Linked DNA regions of Mus musculus: regions 1, 2, 3, 4 and 6 are each linked to region 5. Evidence: chromatin loops called from intact Hi-C (ENCODE). Cell type or tissue: left cerebral cortex. All regions are shown on one strand.

The links. A loop is a pair of places that touch in the nucleus more often than their neighbours do. Peaks named below come from ENCODE experiments on the same cell type or tissue, not always from the same donor. Only the 100,000 strongest peaks of a DNase experiment are listed, where the experiment ranks them.
Region 1: it touches region 5 in a loop (2.7-fold over the local background); 4 of 42 quality-filtered maps call a loop at or near these places.
Region 2: it touches region 5 in a loop (2.6-fold over the local background); 4 of 42 quality-filtered maps call a loop at or near these places.
Region 3: a loop joins it to region 5, with 4 times the contacts of the local background. A loop is called at or near these places in 19 of 42 quality-filtered maps.
Region 4: it touches region 5 in a loop (2.6-fold over the local background); 3 of 42 quality-filtered maps call a loop at or near these places.
Region 6: a loop joins it to region 5, with 4 times the contacts of the local background. A loop is called at or near these places in 6 of 42 quality-filtered maps.

Annotation. Positions count from the first base shown.
Region 1 is chr19:40,828,884-40,833,883 of GRCm38, forward strand. It overlaps Cc2d2b (coiled-coil and C2 domain containing 2B), which reads left to right. Exons shown (of 35, transcript NM_001376940.1): 35 at 1-895. Ccnj (cyclin J) reads left to right here and starts at 2,396. Exons shown (of 6, transcript NM_172839.4): 1 at 2,396-2,559; 2 at 3,096-3,205. The coding sequence starts at 3,137. In left cerebral cortex, a CTCF peak has its summit at 2,411; DNase peaks (open chromatin) are centred at 2,353, 2,865 and 3,310; H3K4me3 peaks cover 2,236 bases; H3K27ac peaks cover 1,295 bases.
Region 2 is chr19:40,891,854-40,896,853 of GRCm38, forward strand. It overlaps Zfp518a (zinc finger protein 518A), which reads left to right and starts at 2,852. Exons shown (of 5, transcript NM_028319.1): 1 at 2,852-2,937. It overlaps Mir8092 (microRNA 8092), which reads left to right and starts at 2,850; the gene lies at 2,850-2,936. In left cerebral cortex, no CTCF peak of the experiment used is centred here; DNase peaks (open chromatin) are centred at 2,859 and 3,061; H3K4me3 peaks cover 1,631 bases; H3K27ac peaks cover 1,102 bases.
Region 3 is chr19:40,744,743-40,749,742 of GRCm38, forward strand. It overlaps Cc2d2b (coiled-coil and C2 domain containing 2B), which reads left to right and starts at 4,075. Exons shown (of 35, transcript NM_001376940.1): 1 at 4,075-4,146. In left cerebral cortex, a CTCF peak has its summit at 2,016; DNase peaks (open chromatin) are centred at 2,102 and 4,125.
Region 4 is chr19:40,587,334-40,592,333 of GRCm38, forward strand. It overlaps Aldh18a1 (aldehyde dehydrogenase 18 family, member A1), which reads right to left and starts at 1,130. Exons shown (of 19, transcript NM_019698.2): 1 at 977-1,130. It overlaps Gm27042 (a long non-coding RNA gene), which reads left to right and starts at 1,199. Exons shown (of 4, transcript XR_386705.4): 1 at 1,199-1,286; 2 at 2,522-2,574; 3 at 3,506-3,624. In left cerebral cortex, a CTCF peak has its summit at 2,129; DNase peaks (open chromatin) are centred at 1,146, 1,619 and 2,124; H3K4me3 peaks cover 2,211 bases; H3K27ac peaks cover 441 bases.
Region 5 is chr19:41,013,752-41,018,751 of GRCm38, forward strand. It overlaps the pseudogene Gm4269. Among named protein-coding and RNA genes, the nearest start is that of C330026H20Rik, 4.6 kb to the left of the region's middle. In left cerebral cortex, CTCF peaks have their summits at 2,367 (motif pointing left) and 2,788 (motif pointing right); DNase peaks (open chromatin) are centred at 445, 2,379 and 2,757.
Region 6 is chr19:40,609,904-40,614,903 of GRCm38, forward strand. It overlaps Tctn3 (tectonic family member 3), which reads right to left and starts at 2,328. Exons shown (of 14, transcript NM_026260.3): 1 at 2,022-2,328; 2 at 1,748-1,871; 3 at 1,391-1,509. The coding sequence starts at 2,241. It also overlaps a transcript of Entpd1 not described here. In left cerebral cortex, CTCF peaks have their summits at 2,515 (motif pointing right) and 4,091 (motif pointing right); a DNase peak (open chromatin) is centred at 2,441; H3K4me3 peaks cover 1,154 bases; H3K27ac peaks cover 441 bases.

The DNA of each region.
Region 1 (5,000 bases), 180 kb before region 5:
TATGTGTGTGCTGCTATAAAGACCTGCATACTTCTGAGAAGATACAACAAAAGACACAGCAGTAGTGGTGCCTCTGGGAAAAGGCCACCTCTGGAAGAAGTGGAGAAAGGAGTCTGCCAGTTAGTATGCATAGTTTTATATTGGTTTTATGGTTTTTTTGTTTTGGTTTGGTTTGGGTTTTTTTTTTTTTTTTTTTTTTTTTTTTTTGCCTTTTGCTTGCATTTATTTTAAAGTGTTTTCTTTTTGACAAAAAGCAATGGCTTTCTTTTCTTTTTTAACTTTTAAATACATTCTGTGTATTTGGTTTACAGTGTTTTGGTTTTTGTGGTACAGTAGCTTGAAGCCAGGGACTCGGGTACGTTGGGCAAGCCCTGTACTGCTCATCCCCCTCCCCCAGTTCTCAGCGCACAGCGTCTGATGAACACGTGCATTGAGTACAGAGAGCTTCATGAAGAATTCTCTCCCCTGCGTGCTCCGATGTTAGTGTCTTGGCTGCCAGAGCGTGGTGGCTTCCGACTGCCGGAAGTGCCCGCAGTCCCAAAAGCCTTCCAGAGAATCAGCTCCCACCCTCATCTCTTGCAACCCAACTCGAGGTTCCATTCTCTGTTGTGCGGGTGCCTTGCCCGGTTCGCTCTGAAACCTTTGCTAGTGTCTTTTGAAGTTTGGATTATCTTTACTGAAGTGGAAAACTGCCCTCTACTTTCCTTCCAAAATGGAACCCTGTCGTGTTTACTGTCCCCTCTGCTGGCATGCCCATCCACCATCTAGATAGCCAGTCGCTTCCCCTCAGGCCTTTGCATGGCTTCCCTATCATAAAACGTCGGCCTATCCACCTATCTAGCCTTTCACTTTGTTTGCCTTACAGCACTTGTTACCGTGTGGTATGGATTTATCTTTCATTTATTATGACTTTTCTCTTCCCAGTAGAATGTAAACTGTGGGAACACAGAGTTGAAGTGCCTTCTGCCCAGCTCACTCTAAAGGGATGAAAAAAATAGTAAGACCGAAATTCCTTTTAGGAATGTAGACTCTAGAGAGACCACCAGAGACATACACAGGCATGAACAAGGATGAATACTGGCATCTTATAAAGAGCCATCTAAGTCTAGAATAATACATGATTTCTGAACCGGTCTCTCCCGGCAAACAACGTGTTCAAAGTAGACTGTAGGACAACCTGCTTATTACAGGATCGCATAGGCAATTATAGTCTGTGACCCACTTTTCTGAAAAGGTTCTTAAGAAAGGCCTGGACCCTAAATCATTTGGAAGCCAAAAGCTGCTTAGTAGTCGTGAATTGGAAACTGAGTACTACTTAAATACCATAAATGACATGGAAATTTTAGCCAGATAACGTCCTTTCCCTCTACTAGTAGTCTCTTCCCGAAATGCACCGGGCTAGGCTGGGTTCTGCCAATTTTCACGTGCATGCTTCCAGTTTCTTCCCATCATTTCCTGAACCCCTGCTCTCCCCAGGCATTGTATAACACTGTCACACAGGGGTCTGCAGCAGCCCTTCCGGGATGGATGCAAATACCAGGGTGATAAGCCATGCTCCCGAAGTGTGCACTCATCCTTTTCTGTACTAGCCCTTTGTCACTCTTCCTCTTTCTAAACAAAATATTCAAAGTAAGGGGTGAGGTCTCATGATTTATGTTTAAATATTGAAGGAAGTCGCTTTACAGTCTCTGGAAAATTGAGGGAACCCATCTACTTCTTTTGGGGTGGTCCTCCAGACACTCTCAAATACAACTGATGGGGTTTCTGTTACATTTCCAGCCCCAGCCAATCGCCTCAATTGACGCTGGAGTGTTCCCACCGTTTAGGGTCTCTTCCTTGACCACCACAGATGGTCAATTACATCCATTATGGATCTGACAAGCCAGGTTGCTAAAGATGTCAATTCCAGTCGCAACTCGCGCGAATCGCCGAAGTGAAAGCAACAAGAAGAGCTGAGTTAGAAGAGCTAAAAGGAGTACTGGGTTTAGAGGGGAGACTGGAGCAGAACTCGACAACCAAAGCGCCTTAGGGACTGGTAAGAGCTAAAGCCCATTCGGAAGGCTTAGGGTAGGGGGAGGATCCCGGAGAGCAGCCCCTCGGAAGTGAGACAGCGGGCCAGATCCGCGCTGCCAAGTTTTAATCCCGGGGCTGAGACATCGCATCTTTCTTTGCCAGCACCCGGGACCCATCAAAGATTCTCTGCAGGTGAGCGGCCCTCGGGCGCCGACAGACCGCGGAGGCTGCAGAGCGAGACCGCCCGGCACCGGGCAGGGGCCCGGGAGACGGAGTAGCACCTGGCTCGGCCCGGCCGCCGATTGGACGGCGAGGCGCGACCCCGCTGTATCGCGAGAGCCGATTGGCAGCGCGGGGCGGCCCGTGCCCCGGCGCTGGCTTTGTACGGCGAGCCGCCTGCCGGTCCTTTAACAATGGGCGGCGCGAGCGCCCGGGTGCTGGGCCCTAGCTGAGGCGGGGGCTTCGCGGCCGACGGTCCGCGGCATGAACGCTGCCGGCGCCCCGTGCACGCCGGCCGGGCTGGGGCTCTGAGGGCCGCGGTTCCGGGTAAGAAACCGCGTGGGCCGGGCAGGCCTGCGGGAGCGCAGCGAGGCGAGGGGAAGCGAGGCGCGGAGCACGGCCGCCCGCCCGGCCTTTTGTTTGCCGCTCCGGGTCCGCGCTGCGGCGGGCGCACCGCAGACCCCCAGGGTGGTGGAGCGTGCGGGGCTGTCGGCGCGGACCTGGTGTCGCGCGCTGGTCACTCTCCATTCCGGCGACGTTCTGACAATGTCAGGGCTCCCGCGCCTAAGTGCAGGCGGCTGAGGTCGAACCCAGAACTCGGAGAGCCCGAGGTGGGCCGTCCCGCCCGGAGCTTTCAGAGCTCGCACCTTTCTGCAGTTCTTGCAGCGGGCGATTGCAGACGACTGGGTAGATCAGGCCTTGCTGGCGTTGGAAGATGGCTCGGGGTCGGGTCAGGTGAAGAGGAGCAGCCGCACGGGGTGACCTGAGATCGCATCCCTGGAGGAGGGGGCGCGGAGGATCGCGGGGGGACTGGGGGGGGGGGGAGTTGCTGGCCGTGACCGCGTCTGGGGCGTGTCTTCCAGACTGAAGTTGCGGCGTCTGGCCGGGCGCACCTCCGGCTTCCATGGAGCTGGAGGGGCAGTGGTGGCGAGGACAGCTGGCTGCGGATATTCACCAGGCGCTTCGGTACAAGGTAACTCCCGAGACCCGACTTTCCCCATCCCGGCTCTTGTGCTTCCTGGAAAGGCCAGTCAGGTTCTTTACTCTCTACCTTCCAGGCCAGAGAAGGCGAGTTTGCTCATTTGTCAAAGTTAATTAACTTCTTCCTTCCCTGGGCTGCATCCGAAGAACCTGTAAATGTGGAGAAGACTGGGGCGTGGTAGTTGGGAGAAGGAAGGTGGATGGTGTTCCGATGTTGCCAGGTCGACCATGGGTGTGTGTGTGTGTGTGTGTGTCTGTCTGTCTGTCTGTCTGTGTCTGTGTGTGAGTGAACAGCCCTCCTTGTTTCGTACATGCTGTTGCATGAAGCTGGTGTAAGCCCTGTACATAACTCAGTTCTCCAACCTTTCCCCAAACCTGCTCTGAGACTTCGGACAACTTAATTTTCTCTTTCTCAGTTTCCTCGTCTGTAAAAGGAGAAATAACAACGACAGAACGTCCTTATGGGGTGATTGTGAAATCTGTTAAGTATGTACTGTGCAGGAACTTAGAACAGTGTAAGAGCTATGTGATAACTTACTGTTCCTTGGTCCTTCAAATCCAGGCTATACAAAAAGCCTTAAGGTGGAGGGAGCTATTCCTTGGTAATGTCAAGTGTAGAAAATAGACACAATGTTCTTAATAGTCATGGGGGGGGGGGAACCTACTCCTTTTGGACCAAAGCCTGGGTATTCTAACTAATGATTATAGGATGGATGTTATAAGTCAGATATATGCGATAGCCCTGCTTCTCTGACAGCCAGAGGGAAGACCCAGAATGATCAACTTAACTCAGTTTCACCTTGGATGAAAACTGGGAAAGGATCGAAACAGCTGACTCTTTAATAAGATCCTGTAGCTTGAGCCTTAGGGATTTTTCAATGATAATAGGTTTATATCTGGTGTATATGACCAAATTAAGCAGATTAGGACATGGAATCTTGGCTTAAGTTGTTAAAATTGCACCCCCAGCTTGAAATTTCCAAAAGTTCTTTAATAGTCCTGGCATTCAGTCTCTTACTCTGAGTACATCCCAGACCCCTATGAGATTGCTCTACATAAATGTTCCAACTACGGAAAGGTTCTTTGGAATGTTAGAGGGAAAAGTCCCAATTCACTTTGAATTTTGGGGAGGTATATTTGGATTTTTCTAAGTGTCAGTCTTTTTATCTTTCTAGTGTGTAGCAAAACTAGTTACTTGGTTTAAATGGTAATGGTACTTTGAGTGTGGGGGTGGGGCTGACAGTTTAAAGATTTTTTTTTCATGATGATCCCTGTGACTTTTAGTTCTAATACTTCATATGTAGGTAGTTTTAATCATAAAGAATTGACTGAATTAGTTTTACAGGTGATCTTAGACGTAGAATTTTCTTTCTTTCTTAAGTTAGAGTTTGTTGGCATGCTTATGTAGTCTCTGAAGGAGTTAGGGAATAAGGCAGCCCTGTAGTCAGGTGGATGTTGGGGATTACTTCTGAAGCCTGTCTCAGGCCACCTGTTGCAAACTACTTGGGGTTGCCTTTATGTTGTCTTTAAGCTCTCTGTAGACGACGGTCCTGATGTCTGGCAATAGTAACATAGAGGATTTACATTAATGTGTAGGACTTGAACTTTACAGCTGGAGAGATCACTATTTGTAGTGCACTGGAGTCAAGGAAGTTAAATAAACTTTTCTCATTAAAGATGCTAAAGTCAGCTATTAATCGGTGGTTTGATCCTTTGCTTGTGCAGCCTGCTTAGTACTTAGCATATTGGAGGTGTTAGAGCAGTAACTAGTGTGACCAGCGTGGTCC
Region 2 (5,000 bases), 120 kb before region 5:
TTCTCATCCCTGAGCCATGATGATAAAGGGTGAAGTGAATGGATTTGGCTACTAAAGAGAGGAAGAAAAGAAAAAAAGGAAAGGAAAACATTGGGGAAAATATCACTTGAAGCTCAGCTACCATTTTATAGCTTGCCATTAGTGACCAGCCCATAATAGCCTTGATCAAGGTGTATGGCCATTTTATGTTAGATCATCCACATTCTTTATGTCTAATTTGTCCACATTCAGATGCATTGGATTATATTTTGGGGGCAGGGTGCATGGAGTTGAGTTGAAAGATCAACAAAAGAGATAAAAATCATAGGAGACTCTTGCTCTTTAATTTAAAAATCTTGCGGGGCAGTGGTGGCACATATCTTTAATCCCTCTACACAGGAGGTAGCACCAGGTGGATCAGTTTGAGGCCAGCCTGATCTACAGAGAGAGTTCAAGGACAGCCAGGGTTATTTAGAGAGACCCTGTCTTGAAAACAAACAAAAAATAAGCAAACATCTGGTTTTTCATTATAATTGAAGTACTTACGGTATACCAAGCTATACTTACTTTTCTGTGAACTTATATATAAGAGAGCTGCCACATTATGATATGATGTCATATGATTCAGAGGACAGAATGCTTAAAGTAAAATGCATTATATCTATTTATTTTGTTATTATTTTACATTAACCCACTTTATGATACAATGACCATGAGGACAGAATGCCTAAAGCGAAATGCATTATATCCATTTATTTTCATTATTTTATATTAACCCCCTTTATGATACAATGACCATGAATTAATAATACATTTAAACAAAGGATTTGTAAGCAAGAAGGAAACTTTGCGACTGTCACCACCAGGTTTAGTATGAGAAGATAAGAGGTTATTGTCCACTGCGAGTAAATTGCAGGTTCATCTTCAGAGCAGCCTATCTCTGAAAGCATTAATATGGTTATCCTATTCCCATGAACTATCTTTAAGTTTGGAACGTTCTAAAATCTTTTTATTTTTTGAGCTATTACCCAGCGTTTGTTCATTTGCAGTTTTAGAGTCTATCTCCTCTTCCTTTCTGTTTCACTCCTTTTGTTATTAACTTCAGTGTTCAGAACTTTAAAAGAGCAAAGAGTAAGAGTTTGATAAAAATGAAAAAACTGGACAAGGAAAAGAGAGAGAGTTCACCAACATTCTAGCTTATTTAGCATGCAATGAAAACTTTGAGTCTTCTAGAATTAAACACAGGTTTTCAAGGTGAACATAGATGCAAAAATAAAGTTTTATGAGAATACTACAGAACATGATGATGCATCATTTTTGTCATGTAAATTATAAAAGCTATAACAAAACTAACTACTCACAGTCCAAAACAACTTTTTTTTTTCCTATTAAAAAACAAACAGGCTTTTCTCCACTTCTCTCCTCAGCAATGTGTGTCCTCTTTTCTGGAACAATGAAAATATTGTGTTAAGGAGAAAATCTACCAGCACTCAGGAAACAGAGGCAGGCAGAGCTTTGTAAGCTGGAGGCCAGCCTGGTCTACAAATTGAGTTCCAGGACAGCCAGGGCTCTGTTACACTGTCTCAGGGCCTGTTACCCTGCCCCCCCCCAAAGAAAATCTATTTTGCAAACATCATTATAGATTATAAATATGCCCTTTTGATATTAATAGATTTCACCTTCACTTTTATAGTTATGTTTGTACTTCTTGTGTGAATTTCAGCTTGCCGCTTCTAGGAGGACTGTTGTACAAACCACCCAAAACTAAGGGTTCTCCGTGTGTGTTTTATTCCTTTCTTTTTCTTTTTCTTTTTCTTTTTCTTTTTTTTAATTTAAAGGGTAAAGTCCGTGTGGCACAGGTCAATGCGTTCAAAAGCATATCCTAAGAAAGTGGAAAATTCTTAACAGTTTTAAAATTGGTTTTAAGAAAAATTTGTGCGTGTCAGGAGTTATTTGGGTTACCCCTTGCCCCCACGCATCCCCCCCCCCAAAAAAAAAAACTACGGCCCACAGTTGAAGCCAAAATTCTCAGATTCGATCTTTTATATTTTGCTATATCCCTCCGCCTCGAGTTTTTGACGGCGGCAGTTTCCACAGTGCTTCCACGTGTGTTTTTTGTCCTTTTTTTCTTTTAAGGGAGGTAATTATTTACCAAGTGAGATTAGTAGGCTTCTGAAACGTTCTGAAAGAGAGGAGCCACATTTGGACTTTGTACGACTCTTGTGTGGGGTGGGGAAGGATTCTTTTCTTGGGGGCAAGGATTCCATTTTTGAGTCTGTGAGGGGCGTGCGAGGGTTTTCCTTCGCTGAGAGGACTTCCTTCGCTCAGACGAGTCCTCCGTGCCGTGGGAGGAGGTCGTGTCGCGGCGGGAGAGAAGAGTGTCCCTCACAGGTAGCCTGTGCGTGGGGCTGCTCTGGAGCTCAGGGTTGGCTCCCTTGTGGGCCAGAGCTTTGGGTAGCAGCTTCGTCCAACCACTGGGACGTCAAAGGGATACCACAACTCGCGTGATCCGAGTAAGTACAGGGAACACGCCATTTGCTAAGATGGGGGCTGCCTAAAACCTCTGGGTTGAGGCCATTTCCTGTCAACCAAGGCTTGCCAAGCACACCAGTTCCTGCTTCTGGTGTCTACTTGGGAAAGGACGGTAGCCATTTTCCCCGTTCTTCCCCCCGCAGTAGGATCCCCGCGGCTGGTGAGTAGACGGGGGGCGGTGAGGCGGGACGCAGGGAGGCGCCGTATGACGAGGTCAGCCGTGGACTCAGCGCCATGGCCTACTCTCGGGAGGCTGAGGCGGGGGCCCTTCCGGCCGCCGTTCCCTTCCGCTCGCCTCAGGTGCAGCGCGGATCCCTCCGCCGCAGCGTGCGCTGCCGGCAGCGCGGCGCTCGGCTTTCCGGCAGTACCCGGATGGAGGGGTAATGGCCGCCATCTGGGACTCGCAGGCAATGGGGACCACGGCAGGTATTCCCTGTGTGCGGAGCCGCCAAGACCAGTTAGGATGTCGGGACGCACAGAGAGACGGCAAGGGGCCAAGGGCGAAATCGTGGGGTGCTAGGGTTCCCCCCAAATGGTCTTGGGGGGGATCCGCCTCTTGCGCTAGGAAGCTCATGTTAAATAGTCCCGTCCATTCAGCGCTTCCGGCCAACTTGCCGCAAAGTTTTCTAGAGAAGTCCTTGGTTTCTAACCCGGGGCTCTTGCTAGCTCTTAGGGCTGGTCATTGTCGTCTCGGCTTGGGCTGGTTGTAAGTTTGTCCCTAAGAACTCCCCCACGGTCTCAGAGCCTAGGACTTGGGCGCGCGCGCACGGCGCGGCGACAGTGTACATCCGCGCGCCCGAGGGGCAGCGGAACTCCGGGGAAAGGGGCGGATCGGGCGCGGCGTTTTGGGGGCGATGCGGGGGCGTTTGGCGCGCGAAGCCATCGCTCGTCGGGTTCCGCGCCCGGTGGAGACGGGCTGGGCAGCCCTCAGTCCGCACCCCTCGAGCTGTAGGTTCGCGGGCCCGCCTCGACGGCATCCCTACTATGGGCCCAGTCTATGGCTATTGGGGGTTCTTCCTTGCAGAGACTCCCCGCTCTCTTGGCGCACGCACTGCGCGCCCTCAGAGTTGGGCAAGAAAGTGGTCCTCTTGTAGACTGCCCCCACCACCACCACACCCAGTGGCATATGGATTTCTTTGTCACGGGCTTTTTTTTTTTTTTTCCCCACTTGTAGGGTCCATCTTGAATCTGTTCTTAACATGGTGTCCTCTTTGTTAAGTGGGTAGTATCTTGAGTTAGATGGCTTTGGTAACTCAAAAGTATTGGGTCTGAATGCATAGATGATGTGATTTAACTCTTATCTAGACCAATGGAACAGATGCAACTTCAAAGTTTAGAAAACAAAAGTTAAGGGTCAGTTTTCGCTTCAGGTTTAAATTTGGGTTATTTTAGTTTTTGTAAATTATTTTTTTCAAAAGTCTTGAAAATGGGGAAAGGGGTCAGTTTTTGAGGAATTCATGAGAATGTTGAACTGTCTGTGATTATCTCAGGGATGTAATGTAAAAACAACTCACAGCGTGGTTAATTTGAAAGTCTGGTTTTCTTAAGGCACATTTTACTAATAATAATTGAATTGCTTTTTTTCCCAGCAAAACAGGTCTGATTTGAGTGTGCTCTAAAGTTTGTATGGTCAGAATGAATAGAGAGACTTGCTGAAATTCCCTAACATTTTTAAAGTTATAGCTGCAGATCTGTTAATTATCCTTCAACAAAGCTGTATTTTTCTTTAGAAAGTCAAAAGGGGCAATTCGTACTAGCACTTGAGGGGTGTTGGCTTTCTATGGCGTAGGTAAGCATAGTAGACCTTACTCTTTTCTGTTTTTTTTTCCAAATTATGATTACCAATTCAAACATTATATGTCAGATGTCTGAACAGATAAAAGGATAGCAACTCCAGCGACTGTGTCTTTGTGAGCTCATAGCAAATAAACTTAAATACTGGAGGGTTTTATCATAACCACCTTCACATTTTATGATATTTTTTCTGGAAGTAGTATAGTGTGGTTCCAAAAGCTGCTGTATTTTGAAATATTTTAAATGAGAAACTTTCTATCTAAATATAGTTTGAGTGAAAAAACCCACAAAACCTTACAATGCCCTTTTAATGTACTTTTATTGCAAGTGTTGGGGCTTACTCTCATTGAAGCATTGTGTGTGCCCTGTAGAGAACACTTAATCTGACCAGTCTAACTACTTTTCTGGTTTTCCTTTAAGTTCAAGATTTTAATCTTGCATTTCTTCAGGTGCTCTATTTAAAAGGGTTTTGTCAATTAGAGAAAAGGGTTCTTAGAAAATTTGAAATGTTTATCTGTTGTCTGCCCTCATGTATAGTCTATTAATTCTATAGGCTTCACATCATAGGCAGTTCTCATGGGATGTTGATACCAGCCTTGAGCATTACTGTTGTCAGTAGGCTTTTGTAGTGGGCAGATAAGTGGTTCAGAATCAGGTGCAATACTAATTCTGCTTTTGCAATTTGGATAGGGCAA
Region 3 (5,000 bases), 270 kb before region 5:
TCTTAGAGCAGGAGACTCCGCTATCTGCCATGGTGGCCTGGTGGCCAGCATCCAGGTCTGAATCTCTATGGCTTCTCGAAAGCAAAGCCAGCTGCTGAGCATTTAGGGCTGGCTGTGGGGTAGGCTTGGGAAGTGCTAGGGTTAAAGCACCAGCTATGGGCAGGAACAGACCGGTAGCCACAGCACCAGGGATTATGCTGTGTGTGTGCTCCTGGTAACAATCACTTTTGTGTGTGTGTGTGTGTGTGTGTAACTTAGATGATTTAGTGACTTCTTCACGGGCCTGGAAAGATAGCCCAGCAGTTAAGGGCACCTGCTGCTCTTAACTTTTAAGACCTCTATGGATACTGTATGTACATGTCGCACATGTATTTATGCAGATAAGCACTCATACACATTTTTAAAGGGCACTTGTTCTTGCAGGGATCCAGTTTCTATTTCCGGGACACACACAGGTCACTCTTACAAAATTAGATAAATTTTAAAAAGGCAAAGACCAAAGAAACATAGAAGAGAATATTAGAGTCTTAGCCACACCAAGTAGGGGAACTCAAGGTTCAGGACTAGTGTATAGTGACTATTTTAATCCTCCCTGGATCCTGTGGTTAAGGAAAAGAAAGGCGGTGGTGGCCAGGATGGGGTGGGGGTAAGGGGGGAGGGGGAGCACTCAGTTTGGTGCTAAAGACTGACCAGGAGACTGACCAGTAAGTGACAATGTTGAGCAGAGGAGAGGTGACATGGAGGTGTGTCCCTGTGATACCAGTGTTCATGTGGCTGAGACAGGACAGACGGAGTTTGGAAGCCAACCTGGGGTACACAGTGACAGCTTGTCTGAAAACAAACAAACAAACAAAAAAGGTACAGGAACAGGCACCCGTGCTTTAGAAGGGAGGACGTCAGGGCCCGGGGAGTCACATGGAGACAGAGAATACAGATGTTGCTTCCAGGCACTGCTGAGCATGGGTTTAGCTCTCCCTGTGGGGGCCCCGGGGATGCTAGGAAAGTGGTGTCCTTAAGCAAAAGCCAGGCTCCCAAATCTGCAAGGAGTGTCCTGTGAGAGAAAGGGACACAGGAGGTCACTTTTTGTCCCATATGGTAGTCCAGAGGAAGAGCAGAAAGTGAGATAATTAGTAGGGGTCAGAAGTGTGGAGATGAGGCCGTATAGGAGTAGGGTCATCTGGGTGGGTAGAGAAGCCAGAGGCAGGATGGGAGTCCACGGAGCTCAAACAAACCAAGAGACCCTGAGACATTATTGTTACTAAAGTGTAACAGCAGAAGAAGTTCTGTCACTGTACTGTTTAAAAAGGAAAATAATTATAGGAAAACTCAGATGTAACCCTCAGAATGAAAGAATTAAGAACGTTTCTCTTCTTTTAACATAATATTCAGAGAATATTATGATATTATGAATATTATGAAAATATGAATATTAGAATATCTTCTTTTAACAAAATATTCAGAGAATAAAATCAAAGCTGAGAAATTCAATAGGCTCATACAAGATGACCAAAAAAAAAAATGGAGGGCTCTATAAATAAGTTCTGAATATTTAGATTTGAGAGAGAGGCCCCAGCTTTAATTCACTCCACGCCTGCTAAGGACCCATGGTAGCATTCTGCTTTGTTGCAGGACAAATCTTTGCTGTGACATCACCCCGTGTGCTACAGTTTGTCCCTGTCATTGTAAAACTCTGGCTTTGTCACAGAAAAGCTTTAAGAAATGGACAGATGGACAGGGGTCAGGACAGGCCTGCCTAGACTTGAAGATTCTGGTTCTGCTGGACATGGATGTAATGTGGGGGGGAGGGGTGGGGGGGATACGTCTTCCATGTGGTGACACTGTCAGAACAGAGCTAGTACCTCAGATGTAGTGGTCAATATTAGCTGTCAATCCGACAGGGTCTGCAATCTCCTAGGAGACAAGCTAGTGAGAGACCGTCTAAATGAGGCTCACCAGTTTTCTAGATAGGGTTAATTGAAGTGGGCAGGCCAACCCTGAGTGCAGGTGGCAATACCGTCCTATGGATGGCAGCACTGGGCTAAACAAAAAGGCTTTCTCTGTGCACAGAAGACACTGTAGACGACTTCTCAGTAACTATTGCTGCCTTGGATGATTGCCTGCCTGCCTGCCTGCCTGCCTGCCTGCCTGCCTGCCTGTGCAGATGTCTTTCTAATTCTTTGCCAAGAAATTAAAAATGTTCTATGAAATCTGATCTGTAGCTAGAGCAGTTAAAAAAATATATTATAGCCTGAATCAAAACAGTTCTGCATGTGAGATTAGACCACTAGTTTGAAATATCTACTGGATGTCAATTCTTACTCCGACTCCCTCCCCTCTGATAGGAAATGCTCTTTAACCTTGAAAATATTTAGAATTCCTCAACATCTGTTCGATAAACTCTTTGGTAGGAGATCTTGAATCCTACATTATCTTGACTTAGGTATTTGGACCCATATACTTAATGCTTAGGTATAATAGCAATAATACATTGTAGCACACACACACACACACACACACACACACACACACACACACCATGTGTACTTTTAAAAAATGCATAGCACTGGTTGATAATCCTGGAAATTAAATGTTCTTAAAGTTCATCATATTCTGTGATGCTTGCAACATGCAGACATTTCCCATTTAATCCGTGACATCAGTATGTAAGGGAAACACTCTTGACTCTGCTTTCTGACTCTGCTGTTGGACTGTAGAGATGGCCTGGCCCCTAAGGGCTAAGCTCACAACCCAAACGACAAGAATCTACCACCATTGCTCTTAAATTGCTATACCAGATGAGCCCTAGACAACAAGGATTTTATTTGGAATGAGAATTTGTCCAAATAAATTTTGAGGCGTGGACACAGTTAACAGTAAGTCGTTTTTTGTTTGTTTGCTTTTTCAGATAATGAGGCAAGTGGAACTTCTGAGTTCGTTCCCTTGTGCCGCAGGGTCTCTACCTCGCCTGGGCAGTCACCTTTGCAGCTGCTCTATTTCCCTACGTCCCTTTTCTCGAGGCCCGTTAAGTTTTAAAGACCTCCTAAGTGTCTTCAGAATCTCAGGCTAACGGCTCAATGGGGCGGACACAGAAAGAGGTTCATAAAAACAGCATATTGGAATGAAGGGACACACATCACTGTGCTCAGCCCCACTTGCAAACTCCCAACTGTATCAGTTCTGTTTAGGTCATCATTATTTTAACAAGGAACAAAGAGGCTTGCAGGGTGGGGACATACCGCTGTTTGATTTGTTTATTCATTTACTGCCTGCGATGGTGCGTTCGTGGTGTAGGTCGGCTTGCGGAGGCCACAGTGTGACGCTGGTTGTCTTCTGCCATCATACTACACTTTATTTGCTGAGACTTTGCTCTCTTCTGGAACCCAGAGCTTGCCCTGGGGGATTCCTGCGGCTGTCTCCACACTTGCCTGGCCTTACGTGGGTTCAGGGAATCTTAACTTCACTGACATTACAGTCTATGTGCTGAGCCATCTCCCCAGCCCCAAACTACCACTACTTCTCCTTCATAGATTTATTTTATTTTTAATTATGTTTCTATGGGTGTGGGAGGATATGTATATGTGTGAATGCAGGTGCTAGCCAGGCCAGAAGAGGGCATCAGGAGTTACAGGCAGGCGGTTGTGGGCCACCTAACTGGGTGCTGGGACGCGGGCCTCTGTAAGGGCAGTAAGTGCTCCTCATCGCTTGCTCTCCAGCACCCAGCCCAAGACTTAAAAGATATTAAATTTGTGACACGAATTGCAAGCTCTGAAAAAAAAATTGTTTGCACTGAGGGCTGTGGCATGGGGCCAGACACCAGTCTCTTGAAATGAAAAGCATCCACACTGCGCACCCGCTCTCCTGTCCCCTCTCCGTGGCGTGGCGCATGCAGTTCTTAAGCCGCCACTAACCCCCACCCCAAAGGGAGGGGCAAGAGAGGCCCGAGGGATGCGGGGGGGGGGGGGAGGGTTAGCTCAGGTGCACGAGGAGATCTCATGCACTGAGGCTGGATCAGAACCAGATGGCTGGGGAGGGGAGGGGCAGAGGGCAAAAACGCTCGCACTGCGCATGCTCTTCGGCTGTAGGCGTTGATAGCTGCTCAGGATCTGTCTTCACTTCCCAGACGCATCGAAAAGCAGTGTCCATCAGGTGAATGTCTTATCTCTCAAGGTCCCCATGACGGTACCAGAGTACACTGGGGATGCACCCCTCCTCTGTGCGGAATCCTGGGGCTGGGATAACAAGGCAACTAGGTGAAGTGGCAAGAGAGGGCACGGAACCGCGCCACCTGCCAGTCATCCCGGTTTTAGGAATAGGGGTGAAAACGTGTACATTTCACAGCTTCGAGGTCAGGGAGGGGTTTGGATTAAGTTCCGGTCAGAAAAATATTTCCTGAGTGGAGGAGGCTGGGCGGCTGGAGTTGAACTCTTTGCTAGGGTAAGCATTAGGACAACACCTTAGAATCAGCGGAACTACTTCAAGGTAATTTACTTCAAGCGGAACTTACTTCAAGGTAAGTACTGACAGAAGGCAGGTACAAGAGCTAGGAGAAAGTCCCTAGAAGACTACAGGATGCGAATTAGGCTCGAAATGTGGCGTGCAGTCCATTGAGAAAAGTTACAAAACTCAAAGCAAAGTGATGACCAGGAAAAAGCAGTCTTGCTTCACCCCTAGGTGGCAAGTGTGGCCCGAGGGCCCTCGCACTGAGAAGGGCCTCAGGGTTTCTCCAATTGAGACTGGAGTCCAGACCCAGAGATGGCTCTTCGACCTAGAATATAAACAGCACAGGACTCTCGCCAGTTTCACTAGACCCGGTGTCCGTGCTCCGTCGGTAATCCAGTGCACTCTGATAATTCTCAAGATCAGTTTCCAGGTAGCATCATTACATTGCCTTGGGTGTGTTAGATACAAGCCTTCAGTCCATAGGACAATCTGTGTCACCTGCACGCCTTCCTCAAACCATGCTGTAGGGCTTTGAGGGGGCAAAGGGGCAGAAGTGAAAT
Region 4 (5,000 bases), 430 kb before region 5:
CCAGTTCTAGGCCAGCCTGGGCTACATAAGACCCTGTCTCAGAAAAGATTCTGATCGGGTCACATGCATAGTTCTAGACTGTTTACCCCTCTCTTGTCTAAGCACAGAAAGCTCTGAACGTCTGAGATCCTTGGAGGTATGAGGTCTACCATTTGTCTCTGGCCCAGGGAGGCAAGATCTTATATTGCAAACGACTGTTCAACCAGTCAGTTTGTTGTGACAGCAAAAACCAGACAGGTGATGCAAAAGCCCAAAGGGTATATACGTGGAGACTCTGTGATCGAGAGAGAAGTTCTTATATTTTAACTCAGAACAGCTTTCAAGTGACTAGACACAAACACACGGAGAGCTCTTATCTCACTTAGAGAAGTGAACTTCAGTCTCAACAAACTACCCAGAAAAACACATGCTGAGTTCATGGTTCACTACTTAATAGAAAGACAGAAACTCAAAGATAAATGTTGTTGCTTCGGAGGGTGGGGGAATAAGGCTGGGGTATGGCGTGCGGGGTGAAGAATCTGAGCGCACCCTTTCTGTGCCAGGAGATAATTATCACACACGGGGTCTCCGGGAATAACCCTGGCTGCAGGGAGAATCTCCTATGTACAGGTTCCATATGTCAGGTCGCGAGCCACAGAGAATTGCAGACTCAGGCCCTGGGAGTGCGTCCGTGGATGGTTTCACACCAGGTGTATGACTACTCGCAGCACAGGAGCCCTGGAAGCCGGTTGTGGACTTGGTAGGAAGAGGCTGCAGGGTCCTCCAGCCTCCGCTGGTAGCATACCCAAAAGATGGCCAGAGATCCCTGGGCCTCCTAAACCCTGCACCGGGAGCTGTGCATGAGCATCTCAGAGCACCTGGCTGCCCCGCGCCGCCGCCGGCTCCCGTGTCCACGCCCCTCCGGACCCGCGGCTGCACCCCGCATCTCCCCCTTTCAGTGAGTGTACCCCTTGCCCGGTGCTGCCCAGCCACCTACCTGCTGGCCGCCGACCCCAGCCCTGGACCACTCTTCGCGGCGACCGCCCTCTCCTCCGCCTTTTCTTCCGTCTACGTCCAGCTCTCCGGAGTTGCGTCAGCCGCGTTAGACTGAAGCCCCGTAGCGCCGCTGACGTTGGGAGACGGGTCTGACCCACGCTACGCCACGGCAACGGCGCAGGCGCTTCTGAGAATCGCGCCCACGCTCCACGTGGCGGCCCCCTCCCATCCCCAGGCTCCGCGCCCGCAGAGTATAGGGGCGGGGCTTCGAGCACCCAGAAAGGAACCTCCCCAGACAGCTTCCCAGAAAGGTAAGGAAGACTGGCTTCTAGTTGCTGATGGATTTCATAAAGCGTGTTTGACAGTTGATCGTCTATATGTCAGACTCACATTAGAAATAGATTGAATCAACAAAGACCGTCTCCCTCAAAACAAAAACAAAAACAAAGACTGGCTATTGAAAAAAATTGGCACCATGGTAAAACAAGTTGGCACCTAGTTACCCGAAAATAACAGCCCAAGTGTTTTCAGCAAAGGTGGTGGTAAGAATACTGCATTTTAAGACGGTGTGTTTAATCTCTGATTATTAATAACCACTGATTATCCCAAAGTTGAATGCATAACGGACACAGATCATCTCCTTCCGGGCTGGCAACGTTCTCGTCCCATAGCACCGTTCGTTGCAGGGAGGCCATTGTCTAGAGAAGGTCAACTGTGGCTGAAAATTGGTTCTTTATGCTTTTGTAGTCCTGACAATGCTACTGAGCCTATTCATTCATTTTCTAATTCACTAAAGGGAACTTACCACTACTTCTCAGTCCATGATGCAGGAGTATGGGGGGAAGGGCAGGGGGCGGGGAGCGGGGGGGAGTGGGGGGAAGGGCTAAAAGGAGGTTTCAGCTTAGGAGAGATCCACGCTCATGGATGATAGGTTTGCAGAAGAGAACATCTGGCTGGGAGCTCACCATACAAAGATTTTGAATCTTATGGGTCACCAAGTCAGTGAATCCAAACTTCTAAAGCCCTGGAATGATATGATCAGGTTTTTGTGTCGGAAATCAGCACAGAGGTGTAGAAACTGGGAAGTGGGTTAGCCTATTGCAAAGCGCCCTGTAAGAAATAAAGCAGACGAAAGGCGCCGACAGGGGGCGTGGGAGCAAAAAGGAAGGCGCGCTCACAGCACTTTTTGCTAAGGGTTGAGTACCAGGAAGAGGAGTTCTTTGAAATGAAATGTGCGTCGGCATATGAGATCTAGGAAGAAGCTGAGAAAATCTGTGCTTTGGGAAGGGTGTTGGCGCCAGGACGCGTTAAATTTTGAGCACGTTGAGGGTGGGGAGGTGGGGCATTAAAGAGAAACAAAACAGCAGGCGCTGATTAGATCTGGTACCCGGGCTTCTAAAAAAAGTGGGGGGGGGGGGGTGCGTGTGGGTGTGTGTCAGGGGTGTAACTAGACTAAGGGACTGGAGCTAAGTTAGAAGGCGATTCTGATTCTTCAGTTCACCCACAGATCACCTTATTGTAATTGCTTGTCTGTCTTCCCTCCTAGGGAGCAAACCTCTGGACAGCAAGAAAGCATATTCCTAGAATATGAGATACTTTGTAAGTATTTGAGGAGTGAATAATTATTATGTCTTTAGTTAAAAAAAACCAGATTTCTCAAAAAGTGAATTGGAATTGATCATCGGTGCTGAAAAAATAAATAAATAAAAGAAAATGAGTTGTTAACATTCGTGTTAAACTGGTGTTCCTTGAAGGTCATTCCTTCAACTCCAGCATTTCATAGGCAGAGGTCAGGGGATTAGACCCTAGCCAGCCTGGGCTTCATACATAGTGAGTTCCAGGTCAGCCTGGGCTCTGCAACGACACACTATCTAACAGTGTCTCAAAGAATCGAGCACGAAACTCCTTAACTTTCTACTGTTTTTTTATTCTTTCAGTGATAGTTTACTTATTTGCTCTGCCACTAATATTCTACTTTGCCAGTGGAGAGAAAGGAGTGCGTTAGATGAGTGAGGAGAAGGGAAAATCTGATTCTAGGCACATAACCTGCTTGTCTTTCTATGAAAAGCAAGAATTTAGCTAGAGTGTCTTTCTCACATACTCAACAAATGTTCTTTTTGTTGACTGGGGGTGGGGGGTGGATTTTAACTTCTTCTAGAAAATGGGAATAAGGTTCAACACCACCAGGAAGTCATGCAGGAAGTAGGACATTTAGAATATGGTCTTTCACTCTGTAGCCCTAGCTTCCTTGGAACCTGCTGTTCTTGACTGATTGGCTGAGTGACTGGGGAGGAGTGGGGCGTGCCATAGCACTCGTGTAAGCCCGAATTTATGAAAGCTGATTCTTTGCCTGTACCATGTGGATTCTTGGAATTGAACTAGGGTCATCAGACTTGGCTGGCCCTGGAACTTGTGTGCAGACCAAGTTGACGATGCTTCCAAAATGCTTCGATTCAGATATATGCTGCCGCCACTGCCACACAGAAATGTATCTTCAGGTGCCAGGCTTAATGTCTTTCTTTTCTTTCAGGAGGTGAGAGGTGAGAAAAGGTCTGATTGATTCTGAAGCTCATGCTGGTCTTGAACTCAGGCTGGGATTAGGAGCATCGGCCACCACACCGACTTTAAAATAGCTTCAAGTTGTAAAATGTAAAGAGCAGATATGCAACCCAACAAAGCGATTTACTGGGGTGGGGTGGGGCTGGCATGTGTGTGTGTGGTGTGGTGTGTGTGTATGGTGTGTGTGTGTGATTGAGTCTTCAAGGGCAATAGGGAAATTCGGTTCTCCCAAGAGACAAGAACAAGAACCTGGAACATTAGGAACCAATGCCATCCTCTTCTCCTGAGTCTCTTCGTTACACATCTCCCATTCTGCCCCCTCCCACTTTTCTGGAAATAGTCTTCCCATAGTGCTGAGTGTTGTGAAGATTTTTGGCAATCATAAATAGTGGAAGGTTTCTTAACACAACAAACGATCACACATTATTTTGAAATTGAACAACTGAGTTGCTTCTGGCAGTGCTCGCTGCATGTCGAACATCATGAGACTTCAGCTACTTTAGTTCCGACACATATGTATGCTGAATACTGTAAATGGCATCATGTCACACGGCACCATGAGTGATGGCCCAACTCAGATTCCAGGCCATTGCATGTTATACACTGCAGTATTTTCACTGTATAAAGTTTTCTGCTCTTATAGAAGGGTAGTGGTTTAGTTGTGCAACCTTAATTTTTCTTCCGCCATTCTCAGATGTAAGTATTGGATTAACAAATCTTTCAACTGTATGACATTAGAAGTTTTGGACTTAAAGACATGATGGAAAATGGTCTTCCCAGCTCTACAGTAGTCTCATCGTTAGTGTCACTCCTGATGGACAGGCTTGGTCTCACTTCCAAACTCCTGGGAAAGAAGAGTTTCCAGGACTCCTGTGTGATTCTAGGACTCCATGCTTGAACCAGTCAGCTGAGGTAGGGGCAGAAGGCCTATGTGATATGTGAACAGAGGCTCTGCCCAGGCCTTAGCACAGTGAGTAATGGGTAGGCTCAGAGAAGGGGTAAGCATAGTGAGGAGTCAGCAGTGAGCAGTGAACACTACAGCCACACTGTGTACTTTATAGTTTCATAAGCCAAGGAGCATACTAGAGCCACCAGGAAATGTAGACATAAGTAATGACGATGATAAATAGGAGATCCTCTTGCCTCTCTGCTTCTTGGATTATAGGCACATATGACCATACCCATTTAAAACACGGGTTTTCTTTTTCTAATTGCTTATTTATTATGAGTCTTAAAGTCCCTGCTTCTCAGTTCCACCTCCCCCAACCCCACAAAATGATAGGCATGATTTTAGGCAGGTCTGGGATGTTGAACAAACAAACAAACAAACAAACCCATCAATAGAAAAGGGAGGTTAGTAAGCCGGGCGTGGTGGCGCACGCCTTTAATCCCAGCACCTGGGAGGCAGAGGCAGGCGGATTTCTGAGTTCGAGGCCAGCCTGGTCTACAAAGTGAGTGCCAGGACA
Region 5 (5,000 bases):
TCATGCTGGCTTCCAGGCTCCCTCCGTATCAGCCACACCTGTTACACACCTCAGAGTCCATCCTAATCCTTCTCCCCTCCCCTAACCCCCCCCAGTTCCTGGGCTTCCCTCTTCTCAGCTACTCACTCTCTCCTTAGCCCTGCCCTCCTCCATAAGCTCTGCTCCCACTGCGTTTTCTCTAGTCTCCACTCCCTGCTGCTCTCCCTCTATTGCAGATAGCCCTGGCCATGTCCTGTTTGCTTCCAACGTTCCGTCCACTTCTTTCTCTCTCTCTAAGCTGGACTCTTCCAGATGTGTCCAGCGGTTCTCTCATATCAACAATAAAGGCTTTCCCCAAATAAGTCCTACAAGACACAAAAACCCCACAAAATATTCAACAAAAATAATCTTAACAAACGCAAGAAGTGACACCCACACACCCAGGGAAGGCAAGCCAAAAATCCCACTACAGTGTCATTTTCTACATGTTACGTTATGCAGAAACCCCAGCAGCTGCTAACCGTGGAAGGAAACGAATCTGTCTGGCGGTGGATAACTGTCAGCTGATATTTTCCTCAAAGAGCAGTGAGCAGATCATCAACGTCTATAAAAATTAAACAAATCCCAGCACGGCCAGGGCTACACAAAGAAACCCTGCCTTGGAAAACAATACAAGAAAAAAGAAAAATAAATAAATAAATAAATAAATAGGCACCTGGAGAAGATTTAAGAAAATTTCCTGTCACCAAGATGTCAGGAAAATGGTGGAGCCTGGACTTGAACCTCCTGTTATTTGTGTGATCCAGAGATGGATGATCAGGAAGCAAGAGGAGCCCCTACCTACACAGACAAGCCTTCCATTAGAGTTCCTTAAGTGTTGGCATTTCTTCTAGGCTCTGCCGCACAGTTACCTGGCAACAGTCAGGTGTGCCTGATTCACTATAAAAGGGGCTGCTTGCCCCCTCCTCTCTCCTCTTTCTCCCTTCCTCTCTTTCCTCTCTGTCCCTTCTCTCTCCATCTCCCCCCCCCCCCATATGCTCATGGCTGGCCTCCCTCCTCCTTCTCCTCCTCCTCTTCCTCCTCCTCCTTCTTCCTCCTTCTCTCTCTCTCTCTCTCTCTCTCTCTCTCTTTCTCTCTCTCTCTCTCTGTATCATCTACCCCTTCAACTCCTTTCCTCATTACCTAAATAAACTCTCTTCTATACTATACAGTCCTGTGGCTGGTCCCTGGGGGGGGGGGGCGGGGGGGGAAGGGATGCCCCTTCCCTCACACAATACCTTGCCTCTACCATACATATCCCTGGCTTCTTTTTTTATAAAACACAGCAATGAGTACAAGTAACATCATTAACATTTTAAGTGACAGAATTTAAAGAGCAGTTTCATAGTTTATAGCAGAATTAAGAGGGAAGTAAGGAGATGTTGTACATTTACCAAGACACACAGACTCTTCCCATTACCAAAGCCCCCATGAAAGCACTGGGTTGCTGAGCAGGCGAACCCGCAGAGACATATCAAAGCCCACTGCCTGCACTAGGGTCCACTTGTGTTGCACACATGTTGTTCCACAGATTTGAACAAATGTTTAATCACCATTCTGCCTATCCCATAGCACAATGCCTTTAATTTTCAAAGTCAGGTAGAGGGAAGTGTTTGCTATGCATGTTGTATGTGTGAGGCTTTGCAGCTGGAAGAGAAAATATCTTACCCACGCTTGCCCAGCTGCTAAAGCCAGGAGGAACACTAGGGCAAGCTCCTTTTCCTACAGAGTGGACACTCCCAAGCCTTATGTGGCATCTGGAATCCCCAAAGCTCTACAGGACCTGACACCTGAGTTACAGGATACCATGTGTACATTAAGGACTCGGGAGACAGCTCAGTTGATGGTCTTGCAGGTAGGGGGACCCGAGTTAGAGTCCCACAACACATAAAATGTGCTTCTAATTCCAGTGTTGGGTAATGATACAGACCCAGCCTACTCCACTTGGTAAAGTATGAGCAAGAGAGTGATGAGATTTGAAGCTTGCCCTATGGCTTCCACACAAAAGCACACACAAAAGCACACACACACACACACACACACACACACACACACACACACACACAAACATGTTGGCCAAATTGATGCCAGGTGAAAGCCACTAAAATACATTATACACATGTATGAAATTTTCAACTTATTTTTTCTAAAGCCTAGTGTCAGCCTTTGCAAGTAAAATGGATAATTTCTGCACACGGGAAAACACAAACAGACCGTGAGTCAGGGAACATAAAAACAAAAAAGGGGGTGCTGGAACCCCCTAAAGTCATTTCATCACTGTGTAAGTCACCAGATTTTTTTGCCTTCAGGCTCACAACCTGGAAGCCTTTTAAGGTGGAAATGCTGACCCCAAGTGGTGACAAGTAGAACTTCAACTCTGGCTAGTTCAGGAAGCCACTATGCTACTTTGCAAGTTAAAGCATGCAGTTGGCACGTCTGATGGATTCGGTTTGCTGCATCTCTCCTGGGTATATGACTGAATTTTCTCCCAAGAACCTGGCATCTGCGCTCTACCCTACAATCTAAGACCAGGCTGGTGCTGCTAATGAAGCCCCTTTTCTGCATTGCCCTTGTCTTCAGTGTGTGCTCGTGTGTGCCCGTGTGTGTGTGCCTGTGTGCGTATGATTGTGTGTGTGTGTGTGTGTCCGTGTATTTGTGTACATAGAGGCACGTGGATGGGTGGACCTGAGTACTCACAAGCTCATGTGTCATTAACCTTAGCGGAAGCGCACAGAGAAAATATGAGCTTCCCTCTTTTGTCTCTAGAGGGCGCTGCTTTTCTTTTTTATCCTCCACCTTGTCATTCCATCCCAGTCTAATGATTACAACCAATCCATTCAGTGACTTCCCTTTTCTGCTTGAGTGACTCCAGGAGATATGACATTCTTCAGATTTCTACCCCAGTGTGGAACCTGGATATGAGACATAGGAGCTATCTGTCCTTACGACACCATGTCCTACAGGCCATCTGACACTTTCTTCTGATGTCCTGCCACCTGTTACCTGGTGAGATCTTGGTGGTGCAAATCTAAAGACCTAGCAGTTAAGAGCAGTTCCTTCTGGGTCTCCATCATACTAGACTTCTATTAAGGAGGTCAAAGCAGATTTCCATCTCAGCTGTACTCCACAAACGTTCTACAGCACCGTTTTCCCTCCCACTCCCTCTCCTTCCCTCCCTCTCTTCCCTCCCCTCCCCATCTCCATCTCTCCCTCTCCCACTGTTCCCAGTCTGGCCTCTTCCTCTCCCCTCTCCTCTCTTTTCTGTCCTTCTCTGCTCCCCTTTCTCTGTCTCTACTCTTTTCCTGGTCCCTGCTCCCCTCCCTGGCTCCCTTCCCCCAATAAACTTCCCTTTGTACTAGGCTTGTCACTGTGGCTTGATTGCTGGGAGACACTTTGACAGGGGCCACTGAGGTACCCGCTGTCTTACTCTGTGTTTCATAAATCCCAGCAGTGAGGACTTCAGGAGTTAGTCAGTTCATAAGAGTGGAGCCCTTAGGAATGAGACTAGTGCCCTTATTAGAGACAGAGAGGGGCTGGCTGAGATGAATCAAGCCAGGAGAGAGACCTGCATTCAATCCCTGGGACCCATGTAAAGATGGAGTGAGAGAACAGACTTAAGGAAGGTGTTCTATGTCCTCCACATGTTACACTCATGTGAACACACACACACACACACACACACACACACACACACAAGAATGAAGCAATCTCTCCCCCATGCGGGATCTCAAGGGAGAATCTAGCTCAGTGGTTCTCAACCTTCCTAATGCTGCAACCCTTTAATACAGTTCCTCATGTCGTGGTGACCCCCAGCCATAACAGTATTTTGGCTGCTGCTTCATGACTGTAATTTCGCTACTGTTCGGAATCACAATGTAAATATCTGTGTTTTCCAATGGTTTTAGATAGTCCCTGTGAAAGGGTCATTCTAGTCCCAAAAGGGTCACAACCCGCAGGTTGAGAGCCACTGATCTAGTGGGATGAGGGCCATCTGGAAACGAAAAGCTGGCCCCTCACCGGGGATAATTTCCTGGCACCTTGCTCCTGGACTTCCCAGCCTCTAGACTCATGAGATAAACTGCTGCTTGTGCCATCTGGTTTGTAGTGTTTCTATTAGAGCTGCCTGAATTTAGGAGAAGGCATAATGACCCTGGATATGATAGCAAATGAAATTCACGTAATTATCCAATCAGGGCTGTGGCATCTTCCCTCAGCAGAAATTGTCCTGGATCCTCTGTCTTTTAAGATGATTATACTCGGCAGCTGCAGCGATGGTAATGTGTAAGAAGAATTGGATTGCCATCTATGAACTCCTTTTTAAGGAAGGCGTGATGGTCACCCAAAAAGATCCACATGCCCAAACACCCTGAGCTGGCAGACAGGAATGTGCCCAACCTTCGTGTAATGAAGGCCATGTAGGCTCTCAAGTCTAGAGGCTACGTGAAGGAGCAGTTTGCTTGGAGACATTTCTACTGGTACCTTACAAATGAGGGCATCCACACTCTCTCCGAGCTTACATGCACCACCCTCTGGAGATCGTGCCCGCCACCCTGCTCCGCAGCCATCCCCAGACTGGCAGGCCTCAGCTTAAAGGTCCAGAGGGTGAGCGACCTGCAAGATTCCCAAGAGGGGAGGCAGACAGAGACACCTACAGAAGGAGTACTGTGCTCCCTGGAGTTGACAAGAAAGCTGAGGCTGGGGCTGGCTTAGCAACTGAGTTCCAGTTTAGAGGTGGCTTCTGTCATGGACGCGGTCAGCCACCTCAGTGAAGCTGGGGATTATGTTGTATTAAACTTTAAAGAAAATAAAACCAAACAAAAAGATGATTATACTCATGAAAATTTGCTATTTTATTATTATTTGTGTGTTCATGGTGTATGTATGAGTCCATGTGCCCATGTGTGCAAATATAGAGGCAGGAGGAGGGTCTCTAATGTCCTGGAACTCACTGTTTTTGCTAGACTGGCTGGCCAGCAGGCTGC
Region 6 (5,000 bases), 400 kb before region 5:
TTCATAGCTTTTCTCAGGAAGAGAGAGCCACAGCCAGTTGTGAGCTGCCATGTGGGTGCTGGGAATTGAGCCTGGGTCCTCTGGAAGAACAGCCAGTGCTCTCAGGGGTCAAGCCATCTCTCTAGCCCCACAGATGACCACTTGCCCCCCTCATTTCAGTATAGGTGTATTGGTTGAAGTAGTGATAAGAACAGAATACAGACATACAAGCTAAGGCTATATTCATATACACAAGTATATTATTCATATGTGACTTCATATATAAGTATATAAATATTCTTGTTGGTGTCCACCAACTGTACCATCAGCCAACAATTTAGAGGTAGTTACACTCTGATATAACTGTGGACGTGAAAAACCTACAGACCATCTCATCCATCCCCTTAGGAAATTTGGATCCTCTGAGGCAAGGGTAGTTGCAAGGACCTCAGAGTAAGGTAGCAAAACTAGGAGCAGATCCCCAACCCCCAACTTGCTGGTCTGCAGTTTTCCCCCTCCACAGTGCTATAGAGGCCCTCTTAGGAATAGCACACCCTTCACCGCCAGTGATTATTATCAAGACATTTTATCCACTGTGAATAAATATACAGTTTGCTCTTTTCTAAAAAATGATATATTTATTTTTATTTTATGTGTATTGGTGTTTTGCTTAAATATGTCTGTGTGAGCATGACAGATCCCCTGGAGCTGGAGTTACAGCCAGTTGTGAGCTGCCATGTGGGTGCTGGGAATTGAACCTGGGTCCTCTGGAAGAACAGAGAGTGCTCTTAAGTGCTGAGCCATCTCTCTAGCCCCACAGTTTGTCCTTTTAAGGCACTGACAGCTTATCTGGAGGAAATCATAATATTCACATAAACTGACAATCATACAAGGAACTCTACAAATTCTTAAGGAATGACTTAGGACAACGAGTGTCTTAGAACTAACTTCTGAGGATGGGCTCACTTGGGCAGATGACAGAAGATTCTTAGAAGAGCTAAGATGTTCGCAATGAATGGAGAAAAGAGGGCCACTTGAGTCAAGGGGGAAAGCAGATAAAAGTTAGGAAAAATTTAAGGCACAGCTTGAGGACAAAGGACATGAATTCGTCCAAAACAAAAGGGCAGAATAAAATCATGAGAGAAAAGTTTTCGGACAAAGAAAGAGAAAGAAGGACACAAAGAAAGAAATCAATGCAGATTGCCAGGCTAAAGGTGCTGAGCAGTAGTTTAAAGGTGGTAGAGTCTCATGAAATTACTAATGTTCTTATTAACTAAAAGTAAGAGGGTAGTGGTAAGAGGGGTGAGCGACAGGGAATCTAAAAGAAATAAGAGAGCTGGGAATCCCAAAGACAAAGTCACATCTCAATAAACATTCAATGATAAGAGCTGTCAAACTCGTTTCTACTCACAGTTGTTCACACGGACACAAAACTGTGTCGTTCCACTGGAGTCCGTGAAAACTCTGGAAGGGAACGGGGAGTTGCTCCTGAACATAAGAGAGTTGTCCACACATACCCAACTTGAAGATCTGTGAGGAAAGGTGAAGATACTTAAGAGAGAGACATGGAGTACATCTAGGGAAGGGGGCCTTACCCCACCAATGTCTGATGCCAATAAGAGGGGTCTCTGGGCAGAGGTGCAACACTCAGGTTTTGTTTTACTGGATGGCTCAGCATTCCCAGGAAAGCCCAAGGGGACATCCGACCGGGAGACAGCGGGTAGGAAACTCACTCTTACTCCTCCACCGGAGGAGCACCGCAGCTCACCTTACACTACCAGGAAGACAGAAGGAAAAGACTGTTCTGGGATGGAGAAGATCGCAGTCCTTGTCACAGCAGCAGTTTAAATCGCAGGTACCCGGAGTCAAGTCACAGACACAGATCGGTAAAGCTGTAAGTACAAGAAGAAAAGCGAGATGAAGCTCCCCCAAAGTTTTCCCGCGCGGACAGCCCCAGTGCCAGCTACGTGGCAGGGCAATTTTGTCTACACAATTTTAGATCTGAGAAGTCAGTATTTCCATCCCGTATCCCGCCGCATCACCTGGAAAGGGGTCGGTGGTCGCGTTCACGGGCATCGATAGAGTCCAGGGAGTCGGACTCTCAGACGAATCCGGAGGAGCTGAGGTTGGCACTTCGGGCGTCACTGGCTCCAGGCCCCAGGAGGTGGGGAAAGCCCGGGCTGTGGAGGAGGGCTGCGGTCGGGCGGTCTCAGAAAGCATCAGGACCACCAGCAGCAGCAGGTGCAGCTGCAGGGTGCACATAAGGCAGCCTGGCCGCAGAGCGGTGCGACAGGAGCCTGGGTCTCCAGATACGTCCCAGGAGCCCTGGGAAGAAGAGTCGCGTACTTCGTCATCAGCTTCCGTCTGCGCATTGGCTCAGGCGGGAGCCGGGTGCTCTTCAGCCAATGGAAGGCCGTGTTGTTACGACCCTGAGCGTCCTTCATGCTGCTCTCCTCCTTAGCGGCGCGTGGTTCCCGTTACCTGGCAACCGCTGGGAGCCTCGGGGGCGAAGGCGTCTTTGCCTGATCCCGCCGCTAGATGGCAGCTGGCAGAGGGTTGGCGCGCTTTACGGACCTGGAAGAATTGGATGAAGTCATCACTGAGAGGAAGACCAAGAGGCACAAACTGAGATCTTACCAAGGTAAGAGGCCCTTTCTCTGGAAACACCATGAACTCAAGGAGAAAAACATAGAAAGTCACATCCCTTACGTGTGCCGGGAAACTGAGTACCTGATCACAAAGTTTAGGCCAAACTGGCTACTGAGTGAGACTCTGATCCCTAAAACAAAGACAAATGAACAAAGTCCCAATGATGGCATGAGAGATGGCTCAGCTTCTAAGAATATTTGTTTTTGTTTTTGTTTTTTTCAAAGAACTGGGGTTCGCTTCCCAGAACCCACAAGGTGTCTCACAACCATCCGCTGCTCCAGTTCCAGGAGATCCATTGCCTGTGCCATCTTCTGGCCTCAGTGGGCGCCATCTGACACCCGCAGGTGCAAAGACTCAAGCAGGCAAAACACTCCTCTGCATAAAATCTAAAATAAAATTTAAAAATGTCTCCACTTTAATTACTATGGTATTTTTTAAAAAGCATAATAAAACAATGCTTATTTCAACTCCACGAGTTTCTTTATTCCCCGCTCCCTGTCGCCTAGTCACAGTTTCATGTAGCCCAGGCTGACCCTCAAACTCAAGATGTGGTCAAAGATGGCTGAATTTCTGAACCTCCTGGGTCTGGAATTTTAGTCATATAGGCCACCTTCATGCACTCCTGCCAAACACTCTATCAAGTTAAATTTTATTTTATTTTTTAAAAAGTGTTAGTTAGTGCATTATATCAATAAATGTGATCTGTATATTTGTTGCTGGAAAGGGTAGTAAGGGAAGAGGTTCAGGACAAGAAAACAGGATGGAGAAGAGTATGAGGACTTAGAGAAAGTTACAATTTAGAAACATTTTCTGAGGAGAAAGTAAAGATACAGAGATGGAAATAGCCAAGGAACCAAGAAGCAAGCTAGCTGATTGCTCTTTTACGGTTTTATCATTAAGTTCTGAAACACTCTCTAGTATGTGCTTGCTCTTCTCAGGAGTGGCGTGGCCCTTCTGCATGCCTAATAGCACAAACATTCTGTATTTGCACTAATCTGAGACACAGGCAGGCATGGCTATGGCACACATGATAGGCATGCAATGCCTGAGCTGTTAAATATTTAATTTTAAAATTGTGACTCAAGGTTAAATAACCTCAGGTAACTAATAGCCATTGCAATGTGCAGTTGGATTGTGTATGATCAAAATCCAGCCAGCTATCTCCCTGTGCTCACAATTCCAACATTTGGGTTATTTTAATTATTTGGGGGAATAAAATAACATCTACCAGGAGTTACCTAATCCACTCCAGTCCACTCCTTAAAACTGATTTTGGATGTCTCTCTTTCCAATGAATCTCCTGGGCTGATGGCTCTCTTTTCCAATGAATTTTTTGGGCAGATAAGATTTGGGGCACTTGAAATTGCCCGTATTTTCCAAGAGGATCTTAATTTTTTTTTTTTTAAGATTCGTTTATTTTATATATGTGAGTACACTGTCTCTCTCTCCTCAGACACACCAGAAGAGGGCATCAGATCCCATTACAGATCTGGAAATTGAACTCAGGACCCCTGGAAGAACAGTCAGTGCTCTTAACCGCTGAGCCATCTCTCCAGCCCACGATCTTAATTTTTATAATGCCTTTTAATTTTTAGCTTAAATATATCTCTATGCTCTAAATACTCTCAAACATTTGTATGTGATTGGGTGGTTAATTATGTGTGTCTCATGTGTGGGGGTGCCTGTGAGGGACAGAAGAGGGGGTGAGATTGCCCTAGAGCAAATTATATTACTCAAATTATATGTATTTACTAGAATATAGTTTGTGTAAGGTAAGCAGTTTTCTTTCTTTCTTTTTTATTAGATATTTTCTTTATTTACATTTCAAATGTTTTCCCCTTTCCTAGTTTCCCCTACCCCCTCCTGGTAAGCAGTTTTATCTGTCTTTATTTGATATATACCCTTGTTTAAGTCATGCTAGCTTTGTTCATGTGTGAACATTCAAAAATATACACTGAAGACTGGTTTGTTGAACTCCTTTAATTTAGTTCTTGGGAGATCACCTTATTTCAGCTTGTGCTTATCTTTATAAGCTTTGTTTTATATCTGATCATAAAATCTTTTAGATCTCAAAGTTTAGAGTTTGAATTTCCACTCTGGAATTATTCCCGGATGATTGTTGGTAACCTTGGACTGGTTGAAATAACCTCAGGGTTGCCCGGTAAGGAGACACAGTTCAGCAACGTGTAAGTTATTTTTCCTTCAAGCTTCAACACTTAAGGGCTGGGGTCAGCTCAGGGCCAGAATGCTTGCCTGCCCTCCATGCTACAGGTTCTATAATCTGTCCCAGCACTGGAAGTGGGGCACGAGTTTATATCTCCATCTGACTTTTCTGTAATTTGTGGAGCTCTGAAGAAGAGGAAAGAAGAGCG